Regions from separate parts of the Mus musculus genome. Here all the other regions are linked to region 2. The links are chromatin loops, found by intact Hi-C in ENCODE. Cell type or tissue: heart. All regions are shown on one strand. Each heading gives the region's core, and the rest is flanking DNA. Links, peaks and the distances in the headings are about the cores only.

Region 1 (10,278 bases), core at 2,279-10,278, 82 kb after region 2:
CCTGAAGTGCTGAATCACGTGTCCACAGGGTGGCAGTGTCAGAGTCTTGGCTCCTGGAGCAAATGTGAAGTGTGCAAAAAGCAAACCCACCTTAGGATGTGCAAAAACGACGTGATCCACAGTATGAGTGAAACCTGCCTGTCTGTCCAAAACCCGAACCCACGCTTCATTTCCCCACTGTCCTGAGGGTGTTTACTTTCTGACGTCTCAAAGATTTCCTTCGGGCAAGCCTGTGAACCCGATCCTTCTGTTAAGCTGCAGCCACCATGGGAGAGCCCAGAAGCAAGCAGGGAAGCTGGCTCCTCAAGGCAGGCACCGACTTTGGTCCAGGGAAAGTGACAGTAGAAACCGGCAAGGCAAGGTGTGGAAGGGATCCTCAGGCTCGCTCTCCAGCTGACCTGCGCAGTGCTATCAAATTCACCTCATTAGCTCACGTTACCAGAAATCCACTTTCCTAGCTAGGCAAACTCCTTTAGCTCCAAATTCCAGAACTTCTCCAAGTTGCCAAGAATCAAGCCGCCTCCCAGCATGAACTCTTCTCAACAGACTTTGTAACCTGGCCTCAGATGCTTCCTGACCACCCGCAGATGCCCTGCTCCGCGTCTGGTGACAGAAAGGAAAAAGTCAAAGTCCCCAGCCCAGAGTCACACTGCTGATAGGTCAGGGCCGGTGCAAAACCCACAGGTACAAAGATAGGCTACTAGAAAAACCCTAGAGGCCAGGGAAAAGAAGCAGCAGAACTTGCCAGAGCTCCGACATTGTTCCCCACTGACCCTAATCTACTCTTGCAACCTTGTTTCCCACTCCTATCCTACTCTCCCACGCTTCAGGCAGAATGTGCTACAGCTGTTAAAGTGCTCCTGCTCCTGCCTGCCTGCTTCCTCTGAAAGCCTTGTCTCGCACCGGCTCTGAATCACGAGAGCCCGGCTGTATCTCCAGTGCCCTTCTCAAAGTCTGCTTCCCACAAGGGGCCTGTGCCATCGCTCACACAGACCCAGATGTGAAAACAGAGAGCTTTAAGTGCTTGGGTTTAGAGTGGGCCTTTCTCTGTACACTGTACACTGTACCTGTGGACTTGGTGAGGATGAGCTGCACTGTTAGAACAATCTAGGATTCATACCTTTACTCCTCAAACATCCCCCCGTTATTCTAAGATAGGTAAAATCTAAATGGCAAGCATATTCAGAGATAAAACATTCCATAGGCTTGACTTCAATCCTTTTTCATAGTTTTTGCAAGCATGTAACACAACTTAAGAAATAAAGTATGCCATGCCATGCTTTTCTGTATATTTACAGAGTTGTAAATCAACTAAAATCTTATTTTATAGTCTCTCAGGCACCTAAACATAGCTACATTAGCAGGTACCCGCCATCTCTTCTCTACTTCAAAGCAAGCTTTCTTTATAAAATTGCCTGTTGTGGGCATTTTACATAAATGGAATAAAAAACAAAAACTGCTGTTTTTGAGACAGAATTTGACTGTCCTATAGTACTCCTCTCTATGCAGACCAACTGGCCTAGAACTCAGAGACCCTCCTGCGTCTAACTCCCAAGTGCTAGGATTACAGGCGCGTGTCACCACACCACACAGGGCTGAACAACATAGTCTTTATCACCTGCTTTCTCCCACTAAGCATAAGATGCTTGAAACTCAAGAGTTGATTCTGTGGCCTGGATCTCCATGCCTGCCTCACCTCCAGCTAGTGTCCCACTACACAGACACACAGTAGACTCTGGCCCATCCTTGGGCCTTTTCCAGCTTGTTAGGAGGGAAAGCGCTGTAAACATTTACATCAAGTTGTAACGGAGGCAGAGGTTTTCCCTTCTGAGGAACATGTGGTGATTCTGTTTACGATTTTAAGGAACTGCCAAACGTTTCCAATTGACTGTGCCATGACACATTTGCACCAACAGCGAGTGCAGTGCAGGTCCAACTTCTCTGTGGTATAACCTGAGCAGGACTGACCTCACGACACATGTACTTATCCTCACACTACCCTGATGAAAGAAAAGAAACGGGGGGGGGGGGCGGGGGGGGCGGGGGGGGGAGAGGGCGGGGGCCGCATGTAGGGATGCTTCAGTGGCTAAGAGCATTTGCTGTTCTTAAAGGGACCCAGGTTCAGTTCTTAGCTCCCAGTGGTGACTCCAGTCCTAAGGAATTGAACAACCTCCTCTACCTCTGTGACACCCAGCACCCTCTTGGTACCCACGCATCCCTGTGACAAGATGCTCATACACATAAAGGAATCTTTTTCAAAATTTGGAGAAGGGCCAGTGAAATGGCTCAGTAGGCAAAAGTACCGGTGCCAAGGCTGACAACCGGAGTCGTATCCCAGGGGTCCGAGTGGTAGAGAGAGAAAACTGAGTCCTACAAGTTAGCTTCTCAACAGAGGGATGGAGGGGTTATGAGAGGGACAAGAGAGAATATTCTTTTTAATATAAAAAAAGGTGAACAGGTTAATTGCAGCCAAAAGCAAGCAAGGAAAGAAAACATGAATGAACAAGCAAGGTAAATTAACCAGAAAGTAACTAAAAAGAGAGAGACTGGCTAATGTGTCCAGAAAGGCCTTTCTGAGAAAGGCAGGCAGGCCTGAGATGAGGGGAGGTGGAGGCAGAAGAACAAGTGTTAATAAAACCCCGAGGCACACTCAAGAGTCAGCCACAAGGCCAACGGTGGCTGAGGGGCAGTGATGGCCAGACAGGCAGTTGAAATGGGGAAGCAGAGGCCTTGGGGCAGCGGAACGGCTCTGGATTTGGCCTAACTCACCTTGTCTCCTACTCCTCCCTTTCCATGGAGCTTTCACACCTCTCCTGGCTGCACCTGACAGTAGCAACTATCACCACATGGCCTGGGTGAATTAGCACTCAGTTGGTACAGCTAGCTATTTGTGGTCTAGACAGAGCACCTTAGACACCAGCAACCCAACAAAAGAATCTTCAGATATTTATCAAATATTATTTCCCAGCTATTCAGGAATTATTAAGGTCTTGCAAAGGACACCTGCAATTCACTCCCATAATTTAAACCCAGACTTCACTGGGCATGATGGCCCATGCCTTTAATCCCAGCACTTGGGAGGCAGAGGCAGGCGGGTTTCTGAGTTCGAGGCCAGGCTGGTCTACAAAGTGGTCTACAAAGTGAGTTCCAGGACAGCCGTGGCTTTACAGAGAAACCCTGTCTCCAAAAACAACAACAACAAAAACCCAGTCTTCATCCTTATAAAGTCTAATTAATCGCTTTTCCATTCTATTGATTTGAAAATATTCAACACCTAAACATAAAAGCTACAGGCACGCAACAGTCTGCGTTTTCCTCTACTGTCTGAGTCTTTTGAAGTAAGATTTCTTGTTTCACACACCACGGCCACACTCAAGCTTTTCAGAGACGAAGCTGGGTGTGGCAGAACACATCTGCTAACCTGGGCTATGATAGTAAGAATCAGTCTCACAATAACAAGAACAACACAGAACAAAGAGTCAAAAATGTTTGCAGAACTCTCCTGATATAAAAGGTCGACCCTTGATTAAAAGAATGTGTAACCTCCTCAAACTTGCAAAGTTTGAAATTCCTGCCTCTCTTCTTGCTCTGCCACCAGCTCCCCCCAGGCACCGCATGCCTACCGACCCCTACTTCCTGCTAGTCTCCGGGTCCCAGTCTCATCCACCTCAGGTTTTATGATTTACATTCCCCACTGGGAGAAATCCAACCAGTTCTTCAAGGTGCAGGGCAAACACTCTCTATTCTTGCCCTTCCCTGAGCCAAATCTCCACCCCACCTCTAGGAACAATTGTGTGTAACTCGGACCCTGCCTGCCTGTTCCCCACCTGGCCCAGAGCTAGACAGAGGACATCTTGGGGAGGAATGCTCTCACCGTACCACTGTCCTAAACTCACCCCAAACATGCAGTATGCCCACCGGCGATCACTTACTCTTCCATCTATGATAACACAGGCTTTATTCAGCACCGGTCAAATACTTGCAAAAATTAAACAAAGCAGGGATAGGAGTCCTTTCTTCCAAATCTAGAACAAAGTGCCTGGTTCTAACCTATCTACACTCTGTGGAGAATGTGCTGCTCTGGAGAACCTAGGCGGCTGCTCGAGAGGTTCGAAGCATTTGTTGCTCCTGCGGAAATGAAGGCTTGATTCCCCAGCACCCAAATAGGGAGGCCCACAACCACCCATTGCTCCAATTTCCAGGATCTGGCCTGTTCTGACCTCCCTGGGCACCAGGCACACAGGTGGCACACAGGAAGGCAAACATTCATAAACATAAGGAATTGTAATTAACTTAAAAAAAAAAATCGAGTCTGGTGCCATAAGCCTGTGACCTGAGCACTGAAGAGGCAGGAGGTGCAAGAGCAAAGGAGATCTTCATCACCGCAGAGACTTTGAGGCTACCCTGGGGTACGTGAGACTGAGATGAGGTCTGAACAGACTCACCTTACCCTCAGGCCCACTGCTGAGAGGCAGAAGCAGGAGGACCATAAACCTCAGCAGCTCCGGCTCCTAGTGAGTTCTAGGCTATCTCGAGCCACACGGAGAAACTATCGTAGTAATATAATGATGGTGACACGCTTACGGCTCTAAAGCTAGAAGACACCACTACACTCAGGTCAAAGACCTTCGCACGATCCCATAGCTAAGGACTGGAGGCCAAAGGGATTCTATCCAGCCACTACCCACCTACCTAAAGCGCCTGCTGTTCAGCAGGCACCTCAAAACATCTGGAGGTGGGGGGTGGGGAACCTGACATGCATAAGGACTTGTGTTAATGTTTTAAATATTCGCTAAAGGAGTTTTCTAGGTTTAATTTTTACGAGGAAAGGCTCATTAATCCCTAATCGCATAGATCACATTAACAGCTATTTTCAAACTCAGCTGTGCCAGTTAAGGCTATAAAATATTGTTGGGAACACACAAACAACCAAAACTTCTGCTCAGTAATGGTTTTGACCAGAAACTCATCCGCCGGAGTCAGTTTTTCCTTATTTGTGCCCAAAGGCCCAACAGACTAAACATTACAGCTGCCCCAATTTTCTAATTTCAACTTGCATTTATGATAACGCTTTTGTTTCGTGTACGGCGCTCAGGCTGCTGACACAGCTGGGCCGCTTCTTTGTAATAAACACAGGGCTTCTATATTTAAAAGTACAGTGCAACTTTGTTGTAACATCCCCTCCCCAGTCTCCGGGCTAATTTTCTGTCTTCCAAGCTCCACCTCCATCCCATGATTTTTTTTTTTTTTTAAATCAGTGACGCTCCAAACAGCCTCCGGGAAAGCCGGCTCTGTTCTTTCAAGACATCTCATCCCAGTGGTATTTTTCTTCTCCGCAGTTTGCCGTGTGTTTGAAGAGGAAAGGGGAGTTAGAAGGAAAATAAGAGACATTCTGCAAAAGCCTTGAGGCGAGGGTTGCTGGGGGGGGGGGGGAGCGGTGGACCGGGCTCGGGTGCACGCGGCGGGGGTCCTAGAGCCCAGCCGGCGACAAGGGATCGGCGGGGGTCTGGCGATAGGGAGCAGCGGGGTGGTCTCCAGCCGCTGTTGACAGTAACTGGAGCGCAGCGGGCACGCCCCGGCCCGCCGAGTAGGAAGGGGGCGGCGGAGCAGGGTGTGGGCCGAGGGGGCACCCGGGCGGGGGGAGATAAGGCGAGGCCCAAGTTAATCATCACCTCCCGAGCGCCTGGAAAAGTACGGGCTGAGGGCGGGGTACAGCCGCGGGGAAAGCGAAACTCCTCTCGCAGCGGGCCCGAGAGCGGCCGCCGCGCTCCTCCGGCCTCCGAGAGCCAAGCTCCCATCCACGGGAGCAACTACACTGCCTGCTCCCAAACTCACCCCGAACACGGCTGCAGAAGTCAGCCAGAGCCACTAAGCAAGTAAACTCAACTAGAGCAAAAAGTGACACTGTTCCCATACCGGGAGTCGAACCCGGGCCGCCTGGGTGAAAACCAGGAATCCTAACCGCTAGACCATATGGGAAGTGCTGCTACAAGCACTGCTGTGACCCACCTGACTAGCGTCAGCGCCGCTACCACTCAGCCACTCTGCTGCAACTCGCGCCGCCGAAGCCGCCCCCGCGGCCGCTGCCCCACGCGCGGGCACGAGCCCGGCGGAGCGCGCGGGCGTGGCGGGGGGGAGGAGCGGGGCCGGTGCGCGCCCCTGGAAAGTTCTGAGCCGAAGCCGGGCGCCCCGTGCGCTCCCGGAACGGGCGGCTGCGCCTTTCTTTCTCAGCCGTCAGGTCCCGGGCTGCTCCCCGGTCACAGAGCGGGCGGGCAAGCCGGCAAAGCCGAGGGCGGCGCCGGCTGTGGGAACGGCGGCGTGCGGCCGGGGCTGGGGGGAGGCGATCGAGCCTCTCGGCTGCGAGCCAGCTCGGGAGTGGAGGTTCTGGATCCCGGGAGGCGTGAGGACCGCGGGATGGAGCCTGGGTCGGACGCTCGGGGCCCGCGGCTCCGGTCCCGTCGCGCTTTCGTCCCTTCTGGGTGACCTCAACCCCTTTATACCGACCCCACCTCTCAGGCGCCGCGAGTACCGCCCCGTGGGGGAGGGGAAGAGGCGGTGACAACCGCGCGCGCGGGTTGGGCCGTCGCGGCCGCCGTAGTCCACCCGTGGAAACGCCGTACCCGGGGGGGACGCCGAGACCGAGAGGTCCTGGCTTGAGCCACCGGCGGACATCAGTGAGCGGGATCGCGGGCTGCCCGCGGAGCTGCCGCCGTCATGTGAGTCGGGTCGGGTCGGGTCGGGCTTGCGCCGCCAGGCGCCCGCGAGTGGCCTCCTCCCGCCCCTCCGCTCGCCCGGGGCCGCCCGACCTGCGGGGCCGGTTCTCTCGGAGACGCGGCCGCCCTCTAGGCAGGAGCCGGGGACTCGGGTGCCGCCCCCGCCCGCCCGCCGGGGCCCGGGCCCGGGGCCGGGGTGGCGCTGCGGCCTCAGACGTCCAGGGGCTTTTCCCAGCCTCGCGTCCCCAGAACGAATGAATTAGCTAGAAGGGCACGGGAAAGAGAAATACTTTGAGACTTCTTCATCTCGGTGCAGTGTGATTTACCTTCACCGGAGAGCAGTTTTCCACGGACTTTAGCTTTACATAAATAATACAACTGCTTTGCTAAGACAGAAGTCCGAAAACAGCCTTATATCCCATTTTTTAACAACTGTAAAAATTCCTTTCAATTTTTGGATAAGCTTAGAGTTGTTTTTATCTTTTCAGGGCCGACTACTGGAAGTCACAACCAAAGAAATTCTGTGATTACTGCAAGTGCTGGATAGCAGACAATAGGCCTGTATGAAATTTTTATTAAAATATTCACGTGATGTGTTGTTTTTTTGACTTTAGTGTGTATAAGCCACTTTCGTGTATAGTGCTCTTTATTCTTCAAAACCTAAAAAGGTTTCTTTTGTTTGATTCCTCTTATGAAAGCTATAGCCTTCTCCTTTTCATCAATCTGACTTTGATTTTAAGGCCAAATTATTTCTGGGGACTTTGAGGAAATGGACAGTGAGTGGGATAATCTTGTTTATGGAATACCTGCCCCTTAAAAAGGAATATTGTAGTTTTTCCTGTTCTCCACAGGAAGGAGAACAGCATTATTCCCTGGTGAGATACAAAGGGAGCAGCTGTAATATACCTTATGCTGAAAGCCTTGAGCCCACTATTTTTGCAAGGGGGTTGGGGGCGGTGATTTTTCAAGACAGGGTTTCCAGACAGCAACTCACTCTGTAGACCAGGCTAGCCCGCAGCCCACAGAGATCTACTTGGCTTTGCTTCCCAAGTGCTGGCAAAAAAGGTGTGTACCATGGCTAGACTCCTAGATCCAACTTTTTGTTTGTTTGTTTGTTTTTTTGTTTTTCAAGACAGGGTTTCTCTGTATAGCCCTGGCTGTCCTGAAACTCAGGCTATTGTAGACCAGGCTGACCTCGCGGAGTGCTGGGATTAAAGGTGTGCACCACCACTTAGATCCAACTTTTAAAGCATAAAGTAAGACGTCAGCTGGCTTTCTTCCCTCTTAGACATTCTACAATCAGACAAGCTACTGTATCAAAAGCTGTGGGCTATGGGGACTGGAGAGATGGCTTCACAGTCAGTAACAACTCCTGCTCTTGCAGAGGGTTGAGGTTCAGTTCCCAGTACCCACATGGCAGTTCGACACTACCTGTAACTCCAGTTTCAGGGTGTCCGACAGCCTCTTCTGACCTCCATTAGCGGCTATGCTCATGTCCTTACACACTCACAGGGGCGTAGACCCAGAAAATACGTTTTGAAAAACTACAGGGTCAGCAAGGGCAGAGGTGGTTCCCATCTTTAATCCCAGTATCCAGAGGCTATTAAGCAGATCTCCGAGCTCAAGGGCCGCTTGTTCTACAGAGTGAGTTCAAGGACAGCCAGATCTACGCAGAGAGATCCTGTCTTGAAAAAGCAAACCCTATAGTGTCTTGCATATACATAACGTATTACTTGGCAGAACTATTGTACACCACGGAATGATGCCATATTTTGTGCTACAGTCTGCCATTACACACTACTAAATCATCTTAGGCTTTGAGAGGAGTTTTGCTCTTCCCTTTGGCTTTGCTAGTAGGTGCTAAAGATTGTGCATATTTTATTTGGCTTAGGCTAATCCCTACCAAAACTGCCATGAGATTTTAAAACCACATAAATTGAAAAAAATATCCCAGGAGGTACCTATGCAATAAAATAACTTTAATGAGTTATGAAAATAAATTATCTTTCTAGAGGTCTGTGTGCATCTCCCTACATATCTAGTAATTTATTAGTGAAAACTATTTAATTTTGAATGGTGCTTTAATACAGTATTCTTTGTGTGGTATAATCAGCTGTAAGTAACTCGGTATAGGAACAATAGAGACAACTGTTTGCCTTACAAACTCTAGCTTTAAAGAGGTACTCTGAGGAGTATATTAGAATAGCTCCATTAATACATCATACAGGGTTTGATTGACAGGACTTTTAGGGTACTTCTTATTTCTTTCCACCAGACATCTATAATTTGTGAGAACTTCTGGATATTTATGTAGGCCCCAGTGCTCAGTCAGCCATCCCTGTCCCCAGCCATCTAATTATGTTACTCTTCAGAAGTCACCTCCCCCTTTGCTCAGGTCCATCCTTTCATTGTTTCTGTGTGTATGTATTTTATTCCATCTTGTTCACAGGGTACAGAGGTTTTTTTAACTGAACAGTGTATCCTGAAGGTGTCTCCCATGTCAGTACATAGGGAACTGTGTGCTGCCTTTCTGTTCAATAAAAGCCTGTGGGAGTGCACGCAGTTCACTTACCCAGTCTCCAGTAGATAAACTACAAGATTGTTGCTACAAACAGTCACTTTGTTTTACTACATCATTTTGCACAATGTGAGGAATTTTTTAAAGTGTGTGTCTGTGTGTTGTTGCTGTTGTTGTTGTTGTTGTGGATGTTCTCTGGTATGCGAATAGCAGAGGACAACTTCAGGAGTCTGTTCTTCTATCATGTGGGTCCTGGGGGTTGAATCTGGTGGTCAGGTTTGGTGGTAAGCACCTTTACCCACTAAGCCATCTTACCTGCCCAAACAAGGAATTTTTAAGTATCTATTTTTCTTAATATTTTAAAAACAAAGTCTTTTACCTGCTTTGGCTTTTTGAGACAGGGTTTCTCTGTGTAGCCCTGGCTATCCTGGAACTACCTCTGTAGACTAAGGTGGCCTCTAACTCAGAGATCTGCCTGCCTCTGCTTCCTGAGTGCTTAAAAGATTAAAACAGCGCTCCACCACTGCCCAACTAATGCCAAGCTTTAAGGATAATTTTTATTTCTCTTAGAAAAACAGAGCAATGAAATTCTAGAGGCTTAACCAGTTTTGACATTTAATGTGGGTGGTGGTGTTGCTGTGGCTTTTATTTGTTTGGTGGTGGTTGTTTTAGTTTGGGGAGATAGGGCACTTTTGTTATTCTCTTTTTGTTTTGAGACACTTAAGCAAATAGCTTCAGGTGGCCTGGAACTTGACCAGTGTTCACAGTGCTGGGGTTTTTGGGGTTACAGGTATATGCCACTGCCCAGCTGTGACGTCTTTCTTTTTAAAAGGCATCGTGTCTCAAGTCCTTTTTACACTAACCTGTATTCCCTGGGTTAGTCAGGAGAGTACTGTGTATGTCTTCCCGCTGATGTGGTCATCCTTGCTTGTTTTAAGAACCAGAGAACACCTGGTGGGAGAGTGCAATAGTCTGCTTAGACCACCAGCATCATTTGATCCAAGATCAGTTTATATTAAACTAGTTATTTTCTATTTTTTGCCATTA
Region 2 (10,314 bases), core at 1,124-9,123:
GACAGTATCGTGTTTATAAGAAAAAGTCAAGGCAGGAACTTACACAGGAATTGTGAAAGAACACTGTTTTCTGGCTCAACTTCATATTTACTTAGCTTTCTTACGCCTCGGAAGACCACCTTGCATAGGGATGGTGTTGCCCATTGTTGGCTGCTTTGCCTCCCACAACAATTAGCACTCAAGACCCACTGATATCCCTGAAGAAAAATCTGATCTAGAACATTCCTGAATCCAGTTTTTCCCCCTCAGGTGGCTTTAGGCTGGGCCAAGCTGACAATTAAAACTAACCAAGGCACTAACAATTTGTGAAAGTTAGAGTCCCCTTTTAACATAGTTTAACACTCGTTTCTTCAATTGCCTGCAGAATTCCAACTTTCTGCACTTTTCTCCTACTGGATCCCTGTAATGGAATCTCTGGTAGACTGGAGGTTTTCAAACTACACCCTAGGACGTGAGGAGCAGCGATGCTCGATGCTCGCCTGGGTCATTTGGCTACACAGGGAATTTAAAGCCAGTCCTGGATACTTGAGAACATTTCTCAAAAACAAATAAACAGGCTGGAGAGATGGCTCAGATGTTAATAAGAACACTTGCTGTTCTCACAGAGGACTGGGGTTCTCTTCCCTAATCACATGCATGTGCATACACACACAAAATTAAAGGATTAAAAGACAAAATCTTGTAGAATATAAATAAAATAATAAAACAAACAAAGACTAATGAAAGCAAAGGAGGACCTTAAACTATGCCCTCAAAACAAACCTGGCCCGAACCCTTACCCCCAGGGGTTTTTGTTTTATTTGGTTGAGAGGAGGATGAAGATGCTGGATAAAGAATTTAAATAGAAACTTGAGGCTTTAATAATTGGATCTGGGCTGGCAAGTTAGCTCATTTGCCACCAAGCTAGACAACCTGAGAGGGAGCCCGTGGTCACACATGGTAAAAGGAGAGAACAAACTCTGTGCCAAGTGTTCTCTAACCTCTACTCATACTCCATAGCGCACACACACACACACACACACACACACACACACACACACCTGAACACAAACACAATAAAAGACAAAGAGTTGGAAAATCTCCTGTCAGATAGCTCAACTATTATAAGTACCTAGGGTTTTTTTAGTGACTAATATGAAGAAATGCCTCAACTGGTCTTGTGTCCTCATTGCTCTTCCGTATCTTACCTGGTATAGAAGCACCTGTAATAGAAAGTTTGTCTGGAGTCCACACCAACACTGACTGTACGGCCTAAGCAAGTCAGCCACGCACCTTTCTTTCTCTTGCGCTGCTCTGGGGAGGAGGCTCCTGGGGAGTCTGCATTTGTCTCTTGCACTTGCTGAGTTTCCATCACTTCAGGAATCCCATCTAATGTGACGGACACATGGGTGATTGGGGCAACGATGTCATCTTCAGAGGAGCTAAATATATTATTATCTAATGGAAATGAAATAAATTATAATCACTTGTGTATTATAAACAGAATCACGTCTTTTTGTATAAACTCTCCGCTTTTCATTTCCTCTGCCCTAAATCAAGGATCCTAAAGCAACCCAGGCTTTGTTTCCCATCACCATCTATGTCACCCCAGTCTACCACCCCAGGTCTCCTTTCTGAAACGCAATTCCTATCTCACAGCATTAGACCTCTGTACAAATGCTTTATTCTCTAAAAACGAGAATGAGAAATCATAGTCAAAAACATCTCCCTATAATGTACTGAGGAAAAAATAAAACAAATGACTCAAACTCCACAGCATGCCTCTCCACGTTTCCATAAGCTACACCTACCTTACCATCTCATTCCCACTCACCATGAAGCTAACACTTGAGTCAGACCTGCAAAGACATCTTTCTGTCAAGAAACTAGTTTACTTTACGAGTTAGTGCTTGGATCTACTCCTTGTAAGTTGAATATTCATTTCTGTCTTCTCTCTCTCTCTCTCTCTCTCTCTCTCTCTCTCTCTCTCTCTCTCTCTCTCATTTTTTGAGCAGGGTTTCTCTGTGTAGCCCTGGCTGTCCTGAAACTCACTCTATAGACCAGGCTGGCCCTAAACTCTGAAATCCGCCTGCCTCTGCATCCCAAGTGCTGGGATCAAAGGTGTGCGCCACCACTGCCCGGCCTGTCTTCTCTATCTAATGAAGTCTACTTGTCATTTGTTTAAAACATTCTCTCTATACAGCAAGAGTACCACTCCCTCCAGAACACCATGCTATCACTTCCATGGCCTTTGCTTCTGGCTTTTATACTCCCTTACGCACATGAGTGACTTCGGGATTAAACCATAAAACTGAAGAAAGAAGTAATAGCTATTCTTATGTCATACCATACATAGCCTCACATACCACTGTGCACATCAAACATGCAGAACGTTCTTAGTAACTATGCCTGTAAGTTTCAGTTCTCCCTTGTCAAAGGCCCAAAGAAGAAATCGATTTAAAGAGAGGTTAATAAGCTGGCAATGAATTTTATACAACAAATGGTTAGGACATTTTTGCCTATTCAATACAATTATCTGTAGAGATGACTATATTATACTAGTCCAGTTAAAACCCAGTGAGAGGCTCAGCAGTTAAGAACACTTGGTGCTCTTCCAAGTTACTAGTGCCCACATCATGACTTACAACTCTAGCTCCAGTTCTGGGATATTAAACACTCCTCCCGGCCTCTATCGATACTACACACATACAATGCACATGTTTACTTTCAGGAAAACACTAATGTACATAAACTTTTAAAAAATAAACAGGTGAAGAGGCAAGAGTTTGCAAGTTTGATGGGGATGCATTGTATGAAATTCTAAAAATAACAAAAACAATATTATGTTGGGGAAAAGAGACATATTACTTTTTATTCTAAATAGTGTCAGTTAAACAGGACGTTTAGCAAGGGCACCACAACTAGAATCTGTCCTTTACAATGTGCTTGGGACCCACAAAAGAAAAGCATCTCTAAAGGGGAGGGCAAGGGTAAGTTCGCAGTGAACACAGACAGGAGCGGTCGTTAGCACTCACTGATTTGCTTTTCATCCAGTACAGGAGGGCTGGGAGAATCTATATTGAGGAGTGCCTCGGCAGCCTCAATGGTCTCAATTGTTTCATCTCCATTATGACAAGAAGCCTCAACTGCAATAAAGAAAGAATAGTATTAGCTACTCTGAAACAGTATGTGCTTCTCCGAACTTCAGCCACAGTGTCCTGAACCAGGACATGCCATTTAATATTGAGCTTGTAGCTTGCATGCATATAAACTATAAGATACAGAACATAAGCCATAATAATAAATATGAGGTGAATATGAAGAAGGTTTCACATTATGCTAGCTGTGGGGCAGAGGGTGTTGTTTGTTTTATTTGTTTTGCTTTTTTGCTTTTTGTCAACCTGACAAGCCTGAGTCATCTGGAAAGTAGGAATCTCAGTTGAAAAACTGTTCCCATCAGACTGGCCTGCATTGATTCAGGAGTGCTCAGCCCACTGTGGGTGGCACCGCCCTTGGGTAGGCGGTCCTGGCTTGCATAAGAAAGCAGGTGCAGGTGGGAGTCTAGAGAGATAGCTTAGCAGTTAAGGGCATTTGCTGTTCTTGAGAAATCCTGGGATTTGTTTCCCAGCACTGCAGGGTGGGTCACAGCCACCTTTAACTTAAGCTCCAGGAGGCCGAGGCCATCTAGTGGTCTCCTCAAGCACCTGAAGGCATATGATACACTCTTACATGACACAGAGAGGGCAGTGGTAGCACACGCCTTTAATCCCAGCACTTGGGATGCAGAGGCAGGTGGATTTCGAGTTCGAGGCCAGCCTGGTGTACAGAGTGAGTTCCAGGACAGCCAGGGCGGTACAGAGAAACCCTGTCTCAAAAAAACAAAAACAAAAACAAAAAAAATTACATAGAGAAAATACTTGTACACATAAAATAAAGAATAAATGTAAAAGACCAGGGGGTTGTATAGGCTGAGCAAACCATGCAGAGCAAGCTAGGTATTGCTCATGGCCTCTGTTCCTGCCTCTAGGTTCTGTCTGAGTTCCTGCCCTGACTTCCCTGAGGGATGTGCAAGTGTAAACCAAATAAACCCTTTCTTCCCCAAGCTGTTTTGGGGCATGGTACTTATCACATCAATAAAGAAGCAAACTAAGATGTGCACTATAGTGTGGGCTAGCCTCAGACTTGCTGAGATGCTCCTGCCTCACCCTCCCAAGTGCTGGGAACCCCAGGTGTCAGCTACCAGCCAACTGCCTTTTGCTTTGTTTATTAGTGTGTGTGTGTGTGTGTGTGTGTGTGTGTGTGTGATGTGTGTCTGGACCATGTCACAAAGTGTGCAGGAAGGTCAGAAGACACATTTGTGGAAGTATTTTTTCCTTCCCCATTCCCATGGGTTCTGGGGACTGAACACAGGTCATTTGACTTTTACAATAAGAGCCATCTCACCAGCCCTTCTCTGGCTGAGTCTATGTTATACAGTCATAGTTGGCCCAAAATATATAATGTAAGACCAGGCTGGCTTCAGACTTATAGTGATCCTCCTGCCTCTCCCTCTTAAATTGTGAGATCACGGGCATTCACCACCATAAAGTAACTAAGCTTCATATTATTAGAGATTTTGGAAAAATCAAAGTCCTAAGACATAATAAAGGCCTCTGTGTTCATTCACAGCTTCAAACACAATCAACAAGTTGTTGATCTTTCGTCCACACCCTCCCACAGTGCTTACTCTCTACAAAGGACCACTGCGAAGGGATCCAAGTCTCCACTTTTATTCATTTGCTTGGTTGTTCTGTTATTTTTGCAATCTTTTATTTATTTGCAGGATGTACACTCATACTACAGCATGTGTATGGAGATCAGAGGGCAGGCTGGAGGAGTTGGTTCTATGTGTGTCCCCGAGATCAAACTCACCAGGCATTTGGCAGCAAGCGCTTTCTCTCTCTGAGCCTTTTTCACCAGCCCTGTTTCTCTTTCAATTTTAATTCAGGACCTTATTATAGCCCACGCTGGCCTCAAACTCGTTATGTAGCTGAGGCTGGCCTACAACAGCTGATCCTTCTACCTCTGCCTAGCAAGTCTGGGACTACAGTCTGGGCCTGCTACTCCATATTTTATCTCTAAGTATTTTAGCATGTTTTCTAAAAGGAGCCTAACACAACGATAACATCGTGTATTAAAAATTAACATCAAATGATTCCATATTGTCATTTTTATCCCTCAAATTCCTTTCGGTGGTGATGGGACACAGCAGGAGAGCACTTGCTGCACATACACAGGTCCTGGATTCCATCCCCAGCAGCAGGAACAACCATTACCATAAGCAAAGCAAGCAGCAGAAGACAGACACGACAGAGGGCGTGTAGAAAGTAGAGAGTCCAGTTAAAATGAGGTCATCACAGTAGACTAAATCATTATCCTGTCAACCCACTAGGAAATCTGGACTTGGACAGTAATCAAGAAGACTCTCTGAAGACAAGGAAGAAGACAGTCTTCAGTAAGCATGGGAGAAAGAAACCAAGCAGGCCAGCATCTTAACCTACAAGGAAATGTTTTTCTGCCAGCTACAGTGGGAGGCACTGTGTTATACTAGCTCTGGCCACAAGGCGGTACCGTTCTAGCCCTTGTCCTTCTCGGCCTTCCTTCCCCCAGCTTCTCAAAGGCTTGATACTACCTTCCCAACTCTGGAATGACAGGAATTAGCCCTTCTTCCCTTCTCATCTTAGATAAGCAGAGAGGCGGTAAGGGCTGGAGTGGTGAGAAAAGAAAGGAAGAGAAGACACAAATAACCTGGCTTTTAAAATAGGCTTGCTTTCTGACACCAGGCCTTTCTGGTTCACTAGGGAGGAGCCTGTTGATCTGTCGTTTCTTGCCACACTATTGCTCTTTTCTTTCTTCTGAGACGTGGTATCATGAGGCTTGTCTTGATTCTCCTGTCCTACTCCCCAAGTGCCGGGCTTATAACCTTGCCGCCCTGCATCACACCATGCATATGTGTTTACTAAGCAATAACTCTTGCTCATACATGTTAGACATTTATATTTTTACTCATTAACATAACTAATCAAATTCTGTGTCCACTTACAGTTGCTTACTTTTAAGCTCTTTCTTCACACAGTCACTTCCCTTTTTATTTTGATTATAATTTGGGGAAGGAATGAAAAATGTTTGCAATGTTTGCTGAAAATGTCAATGCTCTTTCTGCTCCTTCTCACACATAGAAAACCTTTTGCTACTTACATAAATCAAGCCATAACTTTTAAAAGTTTTTTCCTTTTTTTTTTTTTTTTTTTTTTTTTTTTTGGTTTTTTGAGACAGGGTTTCTCTGTGTAGCCCTGGCTGTCCTGGAACTCACTCTGTAGACCAGGCTGGCCTCGAACTCAGAAATCCACCTGCCTCTGCCTCCCAAGTGCTGGGATTAAAGGCATGCGCCACCACTGCCCGGCTTAAAAGTTTTTTCCTATATTAAACATTTTATTGATTTGATATCTACTTTGTTGTCTTAGTACTTTAAAAAATATTTATTTTTATGTGTGTAAGTGCTTTGCCTGCCTGCCTGCCTGCCTGTCTGAATACCATATATGCATGTCTGGTGCAGGTTGTCAAAAGAGGGCACCAAATCCCCTGGAGCTGGAATTACAGACAGTTGGTAAGCTACGATTTCAGCGCTGGGAACTAAAACCAGGTCCTCTGGAATAGCAACCAGTGCTTTTAACCTCTAAGCCATATACTCGTTTGGTATAATTTTTAGGTAGGGTTCTTTCTTTTCTCTCCCTCACCAAATAGCCACACAGTCATTTTTCCTTCCTGTTCTAATTTAAAATGGCACTAGATCATGTGTTAACTTCTTAAAAAGACAAGCACCCGCGTGTAGACATATTCAGTTCTAATAATTCACTTATTCATTCATTAGTGTAAGTTTGTTTTCAATATTCTAACTTCAGTTTTAATATCTGCTAGCATAAGCTACTGATACAAGAAGTTTTCACTGAATACGTCTGTGCGTCAGGTATCATGCCCCACGCTAAGGCAGAATGGTGGGGTGTGCATAGTATGTATTACAATACATTACGGAACCCCAGAAGCCCTCCACCCTGACCTACACCAGGCTGCACATCTCTTACCCATAACATAAATTCCCCACATCCTAAAAATTGAGAGAAGACTGTAGTCAAGTGTGTTTCCAGTATATCTAAGTATAAGAAATAGAAGGCATATCCACCCTGAACTGGGTTCAGGTACATGCACAGCAAGGCAAAGCTGCCAGTAACCTGTTAGAGAACTCATTCTATTTATTATCGTGCCTATAATTAAAACCAGGTGTGTCATGCTTTGGAGAATGATTAATAGAAAAGATAATTATATACCTAATCTATCAATTAAAGTAAAGAAGCACACGAGCTATACCCTTCAGTACTCAGCCCCTCCTTTTTTTAAACCCCACTTTAAAAAGACCCTAAGTTTTATCCTGGGGCCCTTGAATAATCTCATGCTGTGTGTAGCTCACAGTCAGTCTTGATAGGCTATCCCTCTATAATCTCTATAACTGTTCTGCTATGAACAACTTACCTTACCTTTGCAAATCTGTGTGACCCCATATTTTCAAATCCTTGGGAAAAGGCCAAGCACCTAGAACCCCCTGGCCTAGACCCTGAGCATTTGGCCTGCGGTGCGCACACACACCTGTAAGGGTGATGTCGTCATCGTCATCGTCTATGATTTCTTCTTCAGCAACATCCAATGAGCTCTCAGTAATCATGTCATTAGGCTCTTCCACACAAGCTAGACCAGCATAACTATTGAGAATATCAGCACCAGGAACATGTTCCACAATAACAGCAGGAAATATAGCAGGATCACCAAGCTGCAAGAGATGGAAGGGACGAGAAAGAGAAAAGTTATGCTTTGGTTGGATACAATCAAAGAACCATTTTACTTTTTCATAAAACACTTGACACTCGTAGTATTTATTTGCTCGTGTTTTATTAAAGGGAAACTATACCCAGGACCTAACACAAGTTAGGCAAGAACTCAACCACTGATCTATACCCAACCCTATTTAGTCCCGTCTCGCCGCCCCCCAGGCCCATGTGTGTGTGTGTGTGTGTGTGTGTGTGTGTGTTTGAGACAGACTGATCTCTCTACGTAAGCCAGGATGATCTCAAACTCACTCCCCTAAATTCTGGGATGCAAGCATACCCCACCATACCTTCTCCACCACTTACATTTTAACCACCCTTTATGCTGTGAGGACTGTGAACTTCTAACACCCAAACAGTAGTCTTGCCTCCTTTTTAAGAGGCGGGCTCTGTGTATCTCAGGCTACCCTGCCTGCTGTTTACCAGAGGACCAGGAGCTCCTGATGCTCCTGCTCTCATCTCTTAAGTACTGCGATTGCAGGCGTGCCCACCACGTGCCCACCACGTGCCCACCACGTGCCCACCACGTGCCCACCACGTGCCCACCACGTCAGATTCTTCAGCTTAATAACAGTTCTCATTGGTTAATTCTAAAAGTACATCTTAAAATGGCACAGAATTAATTAATATATATATGTATTATATATATATATTAAATACATATATATATTAAAATTATGCCAAAGCATGAGCCAGGAAGTGAAATGCAATGGATGAATAATTAAATAAGCTCTTACTAAAGCTTCCTGCTCACTGGAAGAATCTCGGTTTAGTTACACTTGGCATGGAAGCCTGATTTTAGCACATGTAAACAATTAACTTTCATTTTCTACTGCTGTCCTCCTTTAGGATGACTGTGTCGTGAAATTTTCCTACTGATTCCTGTTTAGAAGATTACAAACTTTTAGGTAGGTGTGGTGGCACATGCCTTTAATCCCAGCACTTGGGGGGGGTGGGGCAGAGGCTGTTCCAGCTCCATGTGTCAGGGAATAGCCTGATGTACACACTGAATCTAGCCCAGCCAAAGCTATGTGCTAAGAACCTGTCTCAAAATAACATCAAAAACACAGTTTATGGCATATCAGAATTGAAAATTTTAACCTCATCCAGCTACTTCACTTTGCCACTGAGAAAACTTCCCCAGGAGGTTTTTAACGACATACTGAAAATCAACTCGGTTGTTCCTTTCTGTCTTGCTTTGTTTCATGATGTTACGTAGCTCATGCCAGCCTGCAACTCACTATGTAGTCCAGAGTATCCTTGAACTCACAGCACTCCTCTGCCTCAGGTTCCCAAGTGCAGGGAAACAGGTATAAGCCACCATGCCTGGCTTCCTTTACATTTGTTATTTTGAAAAAATCTCTAACTTAGAAAACGTGTAAAACTACATCCAAGGATTTTCCTATGACCGGTAATTCATACTCCTCTAGTTCTAAGGTAAGCATCTCTATTATCTTCTGACATGGTTCTGATTTGCTTTCAAGTGGTTGTAGACTTATCTCTTTTTTTAATGTTTACGGGTGTTTTGTGGTCATGTGTGTCTGTGTACCACATGTGTGCAGTGCCTCTCAGGAGCCCAGAGCATTGGACCCCCTTAAACTGAAATATGGGAGTTACAGCCAGCTGTGAGCGGCCACGTGCTGCTGGGAAGTGACTCTGGTCCTCTGGAGGAACAGCCAGAGTTCTTAGCTGCTGAGCCATCTTTCCACCCTCAGACTACCTTTCTAGCCCAAAATACTGGCTTGTTCACTAAATACGGTATCTCTATACAGTATCACAAATATTTTAAAATATCACAAATGAATATGGACAAAGTATTAGAAGGAGGAACTATTCTACTAGTAACTAATCTGAAAATCTGATTCAAAGCCCCTTAATCATCTCACTAATGGTCGTCACAGGGGAGGGTAAGAGAAGAGAAAAAAATCAGGGGAGGAATTTGTCATGGGTGGGTCTGATGCTGTTTGTATCCCATTGCTAAAACTGGTTTCTTAAGGTGTGGTTGCCCCATGAGTAGGGAGGGGAAGAAGAGGACAGACAAGAGAGGAGAAAGCCGCCACGGACCAGAACTGTTTGGCCAGGAGAAACTGCAAGTAACAAGGAGCATTAGAGCCAGGGAATAAGTTAGAATAGTTCTAGTCTAAGTATTTGGCTTATAAATAAAATATCTGGATTGTGTGTCTTTTATATGGGCTAATTTGAACTTGAACTCCAACAACAGAATTTAGTTCTGGATTCATTTTAGGATCCGTGGCTTCATTTAGTAAATATCCTACTTATTTCATTGTTTTGTTCCTCATGAGTACATATTACTAAAGTGGGAAAAGGCTCCTGTTATATAGAAAGTGACATTTTCTTCTGTCGAGTGTGTTACGCTGGAATTACCTATGCCTTTGCTCTATACTAAAGTGTCGCTCTT
Region 3 (10,314 bases), core at 910-8,909, 52 kb after region 2:
CTTCCCTCAAACCCTGAATGAATCCATCCAATCCGGCTTCCTCTTCGCTGAAAATGTGCCTTTACCACCGATTCACTTTACCAGGACTCGCCTTAGTTTTTAAACCTCTTTGCTTTTCAAAATGAAATATTTTGCATAATTCATTAACTTAAAAAAAAAAGCATAGACAGGCCTGTGAGCAACACTTAAAACTAAATTGAAACCCAAGATTTCAGCCTTAATTAAGATACTGTAACAAAGCCTTTGTTCCTGATTTTCTTCTCAGCATCAGAATCTCATGAGTCTACTGAAGAGTTACTTCTCAGCCAGCCCCTCCGAGTCAACTAAGTTTATTTTAATTAGAACTGGATCAGGTTTGCTTTGCAGGGTGGGGGCTCTCCTTTATGTGAAGTTAGAGGAGAGGAAAATACCAAGCAGTGAAATAAACAAGATGCTTCAGGGGAAGAGCTAGGACTTTTCAGCATTTAAATACTTTGTTGCCCATAGTTCTGAAGTGCACAGACATGTGACTCACTACGTGCATTTTATCAGAGTTAAAGAATACATTCAGCCATGTTCTGCCACAGGTAAGAACCTCGGCTGTTTAATCGACTCAAAAACAGCCAGAAGCAAACATACAAAATCACAAGTTACCTTTAAACTTTTGTCTTCAGGTTTCGTCCTCTGGGCTTGAAACTAAAAAGCAACCCGGCAAGTTCTGTGCTGTTAAAATGGCTCCTGCAGATTGGGGAAGTCTGCTCAGCTTATGAGTCACACATGAAACTAAGTGTTTCTAAGGTAGGCACGCCCATGTTGCTGTGGACCCAATTATTCTGCTAGGTCAAACATGCAAATGCACAGGTGAAAATGGGGGCCAGGCATTGGACAGGAGCGAGGCAGAGCCCAGGAGCAAAGCTACCTAGTTTAAATTGCCACTAACTCATGCTAATTGCCATCTTTGAAAATTAACAGTATAAAATAGAATGACAAGCTACAAGAAAGTAAAATTAACACATCAAATAAGTACGACTATAAAAAGAAAACGTGAGGGATGAAAGGAGAGAACGAACTGTGTCTTACCACAGCAACGGACGGACGGGTGTGTCCAACCTGGCTACTCATTAACCCTTATATGAAGGGATATATGGCTATGTAATCTGGAGAAGCCAGCAAACTGTAATGCCAGACGCACACTTATAGGTTCTTTAAACAGATAAAATTCACTAGAAAATCCAAAGTTCAGTGGAAAAATAAGTGTCAATTAACGTGGCTAAAAGAACTTTTGAAAATTCATGTTAGACAGTCCAACTTAACAAAACAATTTTAAGTAGAATTGAAAGGTTGATAAATACTGGTCAGTGGTGGCTCACGCCTTTAATCCCAGCACTTGGGAGGCAGAGGCAGGCGGATTTCTGAGTTAGAAGCCAGCCTGGTCTGCAGAGTGAGTTCCAGGACAGTCAGGGCTACACAGAATAACCCTGTCTCTAAAAACCAAAATAATAATAATAATAATAATAATAATAATAATAATAACAGAAAGAAAGAAAGAAAGAAAGAAAGAAAGAAAGAAAGAAAGGAAGATAAATACTTTTTAAAAGTTACCAGTGCAATCATAGTGCATAACTGTATCATTTCCAAGACAGAGCCACAGCTTCACTTGCGGAATAAAGCTTTCTGCCTGCCTCACAAGCCTTCTAAGTACCAGGCTCCCGTCTCCAACACTGGTGGGCAAAGCACTACAGCAATGTCCTCCAGGTCAGACACGCCACCAAAACATTACCACCACTGTTTACCCTGGCCCCTCAGTGAGCATACAACTAGTTCATCAAGATAACCTATTTATTCTATTTCACTGAAGTTTCTTTTTACTAAGATAATCTCTAGGACTTAATAAATTGATTTTTAACTACACAAAGGAAAAGGATAAATCGATTTTGACTACGGAATATCTGAATGAATGTTCATACTCCATACACCTTGGAACAAGCTGCTCTGAGTCAATAGCAAGAAGTCCACTGTTCACTGGAAAGCTCATTTCCCACAGCTAATATTTTGGGTGATATCCATGTAAACCTAATCTGACTTTTATAAGTTAATTAGAAAAAGTAAAAGGATGATACAAATAAATAAATAAATAAATGAAATAAATAAGCCAATGGGGGCTGGAGAGATGGCTCAGTGGTTAAGAGCACTGACTGCTCTTCCAGAGGATCTGAGTTCAATCCCAAGCACCAGCTTGACAGCTCAGTGTCTGTAACTCCAGTGCCAAGGAATCCAACGCCCTCTTCTGGCTTCCTCAGGCACTACTGCATATTTACGGTATACAGACATACACCCAGGAAAACCCATACATATGAAATAAAAATAAAGATTTTTTAAAAAAATAAGCAAATGGCAACACTTATTTTTAAAATGACAAAAACAAACAAACAAACTACACCTTGAAACAGGGACCTGGGGAGACAGCTCAGTAAAACACTCACCTCCAAGCATGAGAACTGGAGTGTGAGGCCCATCACCCAGGTGACATCCTGGACCTTGGGTTGGGATGTAGCTCCATAGCCAAGTGCTTGCCTAGCATGAGGAATGAACACCCTGGAGCTTGCTGGTCAGCTGGCCTAACCAAATCTACCCTATCTCAAAAACACGGTAGGTGGCTCCTGAGGAATGACACCTGTGTTGACCTCTGCCCTCCACATGCAGGTGAGCACACACATAGGAATACACCAAGGGCTTGGAACAGAGTTCAACGGCACATGCCTCGAATACTTAGGCTGAGGGAAGGGAACACAAGGCCAAATCAAGCCCAGGCTACATAGCAAGTTCAAAAACAGCCTAGTTACACGGCAAAACTCTTTTTTTTTTTTAAACAAACACAGGATAGAGGGTACCACTCAGTGGTAGGACAACTACCAAATGTGCAATGCTCTGTGTTCAATCCACAATGCTGAAATAAATAAATAAATAAACAAATAAAAGTCTTTACGGCTAAGCGTACCCCTCTAGTACAGCAAATCATACAGCAAGCATGTGTGAAACGTGGGGTTCAACACAAACACGCGCGCACACACACACACTTAAGTTTGAAGCCACTGCCGTCCTGGGAAGTCAATAAATTGTGCATATATACCCCATAGGAACATTATAATAGTATCCTGAGATTAAGATTACTCTTTCAAAAAGGTGAACATCAGACGCGGTGATCCACACCTGCACTCTAAGCCTCAGTCACCTAGCATGTTTAAGACCAGCTTACGCTGTACTAGAACCTGTACTGGCACTAAACCTCAGGTCTTCATGTTTACACAGCAAGCATTTTACCAACTAAGCATTTCCCAAGCCTGTAACTATTCCTTTGTACATTGTTGGTAGGTTGGGAAATTGGTATATCTACTTTAGAAGGCACTGGCAGTTTCAAATGAAGTTAAACATGTATGTATCACATGATCCGTAATTCACTCCTACAGACAGAGCTGGTCAGTTTCTGTGTCAGGATTATACTCTAGGCAAGTTGACTAGAACTCATCTTTTAGTCCGAGCTAGTTTCAAACCCATGCCAATCATCCTGTCTCAGCTTTAAAAATATATTCTTATGCATATGAGCAGTTTGTGTATATGTCTATGTACCACTTTTGTGCCTGGCGCTCAAGATAGTCAGAAGAGGACATCAGATTCCCTGTATCTGGACACTGCAAGGTACCATGTGTATCATATGGGTGCTAGGAACCAAACCTGGGTCCTCTGCAATAGCAACAAGTGGTTTTTTGTTTTTGTATTATTATATGTAAGTACCCTGTAGCTGTCTTCAGACACCCCAGAAGAGGGCATCAGATCTCATTACGGATGGTTGTGAGCCATCATGTGGTTGCTGGGATTTGAACTCACGACCTTTAAAAGAGCAGTTGGTGCTCTTAACCGCTGAGCCATCTCTCCAGCCCTGCAACAAGTATTCTTAACCACTGAGCCTACACCCCAGCCCCTCAGCTCTTTTTGAGGCAAGGACCCACGATGGCTGGGAACTCAGTACAAAGGAAAATCTCATGGTATTCTCCTGCCTATTTCTGACCACTGAAATCATTTTTATCTAAAAGGATTATAGCTACAGCTCAATAGGAGACTGCTTTCCTGACTTGCCTCAGTGAGGCCCTATATATAGCTCTACCACCACCAACAGTCTTGCTGAAAAACAACTCTACCAACGATAGTGACCTTAGTTCACAATGGGGAAAGAGGAGATGGGGAGAGAGAAGAAACAACTCTGAGTCCAAGAATCAAAACAAAGGCCAGGCTAGCTATGCTCATCCGTAATTCCAATACTGGAAGCTGAGGTAGGGGAATTTCAAGTTAGAGATTAGCTAACAGAAAACTTCAGATAATGACTAATGTTGTCAACTTGATTAGAGGAGGAAATACCTCAATAGTTAGTGAAATACCTTGTCTTTCCAAAAACAGATCCTGAGGGTCCGGGTGTAATCAATGGAGCTACCCCTTTATATATTCACAATAGAGTGGTGTTACTGGGGGGTGGTAAAAAGGGAGGAGGGGTGGCCCTAGTTGGCAGAAGTAGATCACTACCTGTCCTATATTTCAGCCTGGCTTCTTCCTATTTCCCCCCTCTCTCTGCTTCCTATTTTTCAAGAAGCTAAGAGCAGCCTCCACCCCTCACCCCTGCTGTCATCTTCTGCCCAGGCACATGAAGCCAAGCAACCATGAACTGAATCTTCTGAAATCATAGACCAAAATAAACCTTTCCTTCCTTCAATTGTTTATGGCAAGTACTTAGACTAGATGACCCAATTACCCCATCTTAAAACAAAACAAAACACCACCGTTTATCATGGTACTCAAGGCTTCTGACACCTGACTTCAATTTTTCTTCTTTTCCCAGACCCAACTCCATTTCTCTGCCCACACATTTCCTTCACTTTTTCTCCCATACACACATACCAAACAGGCACAGAAGCATCCATGCCCACATGCACACATACACATAGTCCAGACCTACTGAATCCTGCTGGAGTTTGGAATTATCCTCCCCCACCTCTGTTCGACCTCCTTATCTCTGTGTTGCTGGGATTGACCACCTCATTCCAACCGTCTACTGAACATCCACTCAACCCTCACGTAAAAGGTCTCCTCTGCATGAAGAAGTCCCTCAACAGACCAGTTTACAATTATTGAAAATATTTATCATCATAAGCCTGAACACACCTTAGAGATCCTCTATCCAGGCAGGTGGCTTTTCAATTCTGTTTATCACTGAGATTTTTATGAGAGCCTTCAGGGAAATACATTAAAGGCTGCTGTTTCAGTACAACCTCAAACACTGACCCACTCTTGTCCTATCTTAAAATAAGAAAAAGATGGCAGTGTGGTGGTGCATCCCTGTAATCTTCGCACTCAGTAAGACAAAGGTTTGAGGCCAGCCTAGCACACAGTGAGTTCTGGGCCAACCAGGGTTCAGAGACCCTGCCTTAATTTTGAGAAGGAGGGTCTATACATATAAATTGTTTTCTCCATGTTCCAGGCTCAATGTTAATTACTAACTGTAGGCACTCTTAGTCATTCTCACCCTTCAAAAATGTGCCCTGAGCACTGAGTGTGTGTCAGACACTGTTCTAGCCCCTAGCCATATACACAGTAACCAAGACAGACTGCAGTTGTTAGGCCGTCCTCAGCACCCGTCTGGAAATGATCTTGGGAAACAATAACCATATTGTAAACTTAACCAGATGCAGTTTCACTCCTTGAGCAAATTCATATATCTGGCACCTGAAAAGGAGCTACCGATTTAGCAAACACCTTATTCTCCATAAATGAGCCAGAAAGTTTACTTTCAGCTGGCCACATCAACTTTTCAGCCCTAGGGCACAACAAGCTGGGGTACTTGTTGAAGACCAAGAGAATACAGAACAAGCAGCAGAGAGTGTCAGTAATGCCAGCTACAACACTAGGAAGTGACCACTTACAGAAACTCCTATTTTGTTAAGAATGTATTTGCATAAGAATATATACACACATGCACACATGCATGTGCACACACACACATTAAGCAAATATCTTTCCTCTTACTCTTTCATCGTGTAACATAAGATGTACTGACTTTAAATCAGTACTGAAGTGTTGTTAATTTTCTATCATAATTTAAGTTATAAAATAAGGTTAAAAACAAGTAATACAATTTGGGGATCACTAGCATATATCTAGGCACATGCGCATGACATATAGTTACAGATAATATACTAAAGACTCCTGGGACACTCCATCATTTAGAGGTGGGGAAATGATAAAGAGCTTACAAGGGTGGCCGAGAAGGACCACAGAGAATTGGAGGAGGAAAACAAGATCTACCCTATCGGCATGGAGTCTGAGGAGTAAACACAGACTAAGAGGTGAGTGAGCGTCAACCGCTGATCTCAGACCAAAGCAGATGAGATCTGAAGCAAAATGGCAACTGGTTTTAGCAATATGAAGGTTACTATTGATTTTTTTGAAAAAGAAAAAGAAAAAGAAATCGGGGTGGAACATGGAGAGATGGCTCAGAGCTCTGGCTATTCTTAAAAGGACTGGGATTTGTTTCCCAGCACATAGCAGCTCACAACCATCTGTAACTCCAGTTCCAAGAGATTCGTGCACTCACATGGGATACACACATATGTGCAGGCAAACAAACAAAAAGAAAGGATGGAAGAGAGAGAGGGAGGGAGGGAGAGATCCTCATGTACAAATAAATAAAAATAGTTTTTTTTTTTTTTTTTTTTTTTTTTTTTTTTGGTTTTTCGAGACAGGGTTTCTCTGTGTAGCCCTAGCTGTCCTGGAACTCACTTTGTAGACCAGGCTGGCCTTGAACTCAGAAATCTGCCTGCCTCTGCCTCCCGAGTGCTGGGATTAAAGGCGTGCGCCACCACGCCCGGCTAAAAATAGGTATTTTTAAGAAAAGTTTTATGTGTGATAGAGTCCATTTTATAAATGTTTTTTCCTGATTGAAAAATTCCCTCCTAAAGATACAAGAGAGCTCATAAAATTCCTAAGAACCCTGACTGAAAAGCACAGGAAGATCATACGAATGAGAAGATCCGGTGCAGCTCCCTGGCGTCATGTCATCTGCTGGGAAGGAGGAGACCCTTCCATGGTCGAGGGCTGCCTGGGGGTCTCGGGCGATTGCACTCTCCTAAATCCTGACTCATCCCTGTAGGACGGGTGCTTTCTCTGTGACTCAGCTGCTGGAGTCTCACCCATGCTCCTATAACCCCAATAAGCTCACTGGCTCAGTGCACTGAACTCAGATGATACTGTTCCTTTGTACGACCTCTGTCCTCTCTAGCCAGGAAAAGCAGAAGCAAATTGCCTGGAAAAGTCACACAATGCGGTTCTAAAAGGAGACAGTCTGATGAGAGAAGCTTCAGACAGACAGACAGAAGTGAGGTTAAAGATAACAGTTTGGGGAGTGGAAAGAGGGCTCAGTAGATGAGAGCATTTGCAGCTCTTGAAGAGGACCCAGATTTCATTCCCAGGCCCCATGTGCTGGCTCACAGCTATCCAAACTCTAGCTCCAGAAGACCGGGCACCTCTCTGACCTCTGTAGGCACCGGGCCCATCTGTGTGCACTTATTTACACACATGCAAGCAAAACATCTGTACCCAAAACAAAGGTAAGTGGTATTTTTAAAAGGTGGCTTATTTTGTTATGATTATAATCGTGGGAAGGTTTTTCTACTTAAAGAGTTGGGGAGAAGGGTGAGAAAGGGGTGCTGTTTAACAAAACTGCTTTTCTATTGTAAAGAACCGTCCACTGTGCATGCAGTAACTTTATACTATCTTCCTGCCTCACCTCGCAAGTGCTATCAACCCTTTATTTTCCATGTGCATTGATCTGTATGTGGGCACTCAGGTGCCCTATGTACAATGGAGAGGTCAGCTCTCTTCTTCCAGTGAATGGGGTGTAGATCAAACGCTGTGGGGCTAGAGGATGAGTCAGTACCTGTTGAGCCTTCTCTCCGGGCCCACCATCTTTATTTTTTGAGACAGAGTCTCCCGCTAAACCAAAGATTCAGCTAGGCTTCAGATCTGTCTCCTTCCCCCCAAGTTCCTCTGAAGACTGGATTTACGAACAGGCTACCAGGCCAAACTTTTCCTGTAAGTTCTGTGAATGTACACACGGCCCTCCAGCTTCCCTGCAGGTGCTTTGCCAAGCCAGCCTTTTCCCCAGGCATTCTGTTTTCTCCTAGGGTTTTTGCAATCCTAGGAATTGAGCCCAGGGTCTTGCACATGCTAAAAACAAGCATTCAGCCTGTGAGCTAAATCCCAGTCCCATTTCCTGTTCTTGTTAAAGCCTGGAACAGCATGGAAACCTGGGGACTTTTGAGACTCCTTTCAGTTCTGTCTTTTGATTCTATGGCCTTTCTAAATCCTCAGGCTTAGGCTGCTGTTTGCAGAACAAAGTCCTACTAAAGACACATAAAAAGTCTCAGGGTCCACAAGATGGCTTAGAAAGCAACGGCTGCTGCCAGGCCTGATGACCTGGGTTCAGTGCCTGGGTCCCATAAGTTATAAGGAAAAATCAACTCCTACAAGTTGTCCTGATAGCCACACCGTGCGGCTGAGTCACACTTGTGAGCGGCATAAATACACATCAGTGCACTCTTCTTCTTACCTCACATTCACTGATGGTGTGTGCATGTGTTTGTGCAGGAGATTTGAACTCAGATCCTCACAATTGCACAACTGTTTCTAACTACTGAGCCATTTTCCTAGCCCTTTCTTCACCAGATTTTTGATAATTGGCAGGAAGCTATTCATACACTAGCCAGTAATGTAAATTTTATAGAATCTTCAAAAATGAAATTATGCCAATTATACTTTACTAATAAATGGGTTTTCTTTTTGATTTGTTGGATTTGTTTTATTCTTTGGAGTGTTAGCCTGTATGTGTATCACTTGTCTACCTGGTGTTCATGGAGGTCAGAAGAGGGTGTTGTAATCCCTGGAACCAGAGTTACAGTCAGTTGTGAGCTGTCATTCGGGTGCTGGGAATCAAGCCCAGGTCTCTCCAAGAGCAACCTCTCCAGTCTCTATAAAATATATATTTTTAAATTTGTATTCTTAGCTCAGTGGTACAGAATGTATCTAGCATGTGTGAGGGCCTATGTTCAACCCTCAGCATTGCAGAACAAAATAGCATTAAAATAAAAGCTGTTATTAGTCTAGAAATAATTTTATGACAAGATATTTAAGTAAATAGGCTTAAAGTAAAAGAGACATTTTCACACCAAAACTTGCTTATTTCTTCTTAAAATTTTTCTGTTTCTTTTTTTTCATTAGGGTCTCACTGCTAAGTTTCCAGTTCATTATGTAACCTAGGCCTGAACTGCATCAGCTTCAGAGTACTAGGACTTTAGGAGTCTGTAATAGCCTGGCAAAATTCTATGCTTTTAAATACAAAAAACAAGACAACTACCTATCTTAATTAAACCTAAGGCAGTGTCGGAGAAGCCGCACCTCTTATTTTAAGTAATTTCAACCACTGCCAATTTTGTTTGGTATTTGTTGTCTAAAAAACAAAGATTCTGTTTAGAGGAGGTTAAGGAATAATGGTATCATGACCTGAATTCTCATAGAGATGCATCTTATGCTAATTAAGAATTACAGCTTTATTTTTATTTAAGCCTCAATTCCAGAAGCCTTGGGTCCTTAAGACTAAAACCCAGCAACATGAAAATTATTGCCTGCAACTGTTGTCTTTGTTCCTCGATAAAATTAGACAGAAAAATAGGGGAAACTTTGGGCCTTTTTTTTTTTTTAATCTCTTTAAGAAAGAAACTTATATAATGAATTACAAAGAGTAGCAGGGAACAGTAAGGGAGATCTACCCACATCTCAGGCTACCTTAAGGGAAGGTGGCTCGGGAGGGAGGAGAGCCTATGGATCAAGCCTGAGGACACGTTCAGATACCCAGCCGAGACATAAAAGAGACTGGGCCTCACACACCTACGGCCCCAGCACTGCAAGGAAGAGATAGGAGACTCTCCGGGGCTGGCCTAAAACACACGAGAAACCTCGCCTCAGGGGAATAAGGTGAAAGGGCTAGAGAGCGCCTGATTCCTCTGGCCTCTCCACCTTACGGCACAGGCACACACACACAGAGCATGCAGAAAGAATCAAGAAACTAACATTAACCATTTGCCCAGTAGACTAATGGTTAAGACACTGACTTCAGAGTGGATGACCACAGTGTGAGTCCCAACTCTACTATTAACCAGTTGTCCACTCTAGGCCTACATATGTAAGCTCTAAGCCTCTGTGTTAACTTCTCTAAAAGGTGCAGAGACCATCCCT

The links. Peaks named below come from ENCODE experiments on the same cell type or tissue, not always from the same donor. Only the 100,000 strongest peaks of a DNase experiment are listed, where the experiment ranks them.
Region 1: it touches region 2 in a loop (5-fold over the local background); 16 of 42 quality-filtered maps call a loop at or near these places.
Region 3: it touches region 2 in a loop (4-fold over the local background); 14 of 42 quality-filtered maps call a loop at or near these places.

What each region holds. Positions count from the first base shown.
Region 1 is chr14:79,477,369-79,487,646 of GRCm38, reverse strand. It overlaps Wbp4 (WW domain binding protein 4), which reads left to right and starts at 6,379. Exons shown (of 10, transcript NM_018765.3): 1 at 6,379-6,716; 2 at 7,202-7,274. The coding sequence starts at 6,715. Elf1 (E74-like factor 1) reads right to left here and starts at 6,453. Exons shown (of 9, transcript NM_007920.4): 1 at 6,010-6,453. n-TEttc4 (a tRNA gene) reads right to left here and starts at 5,979; the gene lies at 5,908-5,979. It also overlaps the pseudogene Gm9243. In heart, for the core only: CTCF peaks have their summits at 6,642 and 6,841; DNase peaks (open chromatin) are centred at 4,416, 5,226, 6,076 and 6,566; H3K4me3 peaks cover 4,325 bases; H3K27ac peaks cover 4,174 bases.
Region 2 is chr14:79,558,273-79,568,586 of GRCm38, reverse strand. It overlaps Elf1 (E74-like factor 1), which reads right to left. Exons shown (of 9, transcript NM_007920.4): 3 at 7,660-7,840; 4 at 3,015-3,125; 5 at 1,273-1,437. Among named protein-coding and RNA genes, the nearest start is that of Sugt1, 24 kb to the left of the region's middle. In heart, for the core only: CTCF peaks have their summits at 3,665 (motif pointing left) and 5,567 (motif pointing right); a DNase peak (open chromatin) is centred at 5,566.
Region 3 is chr14:79,506,090-79,516,403 of GRCm38, reverse strand. The region is part of intron 1 of Elf1 (E74-like factor 1); the gene reads right to left. It also overlaps the pseudogene Gm9243. Among named protein-coding and RNA genes, the nearest start is that of n-TEttc4, 30 kb to the right of the region's middle. In heart, for the core only: a CTCF peak has its summit at 2,269 (motif pointing left); a DNase peak (open chromatin) is centred at 4,643.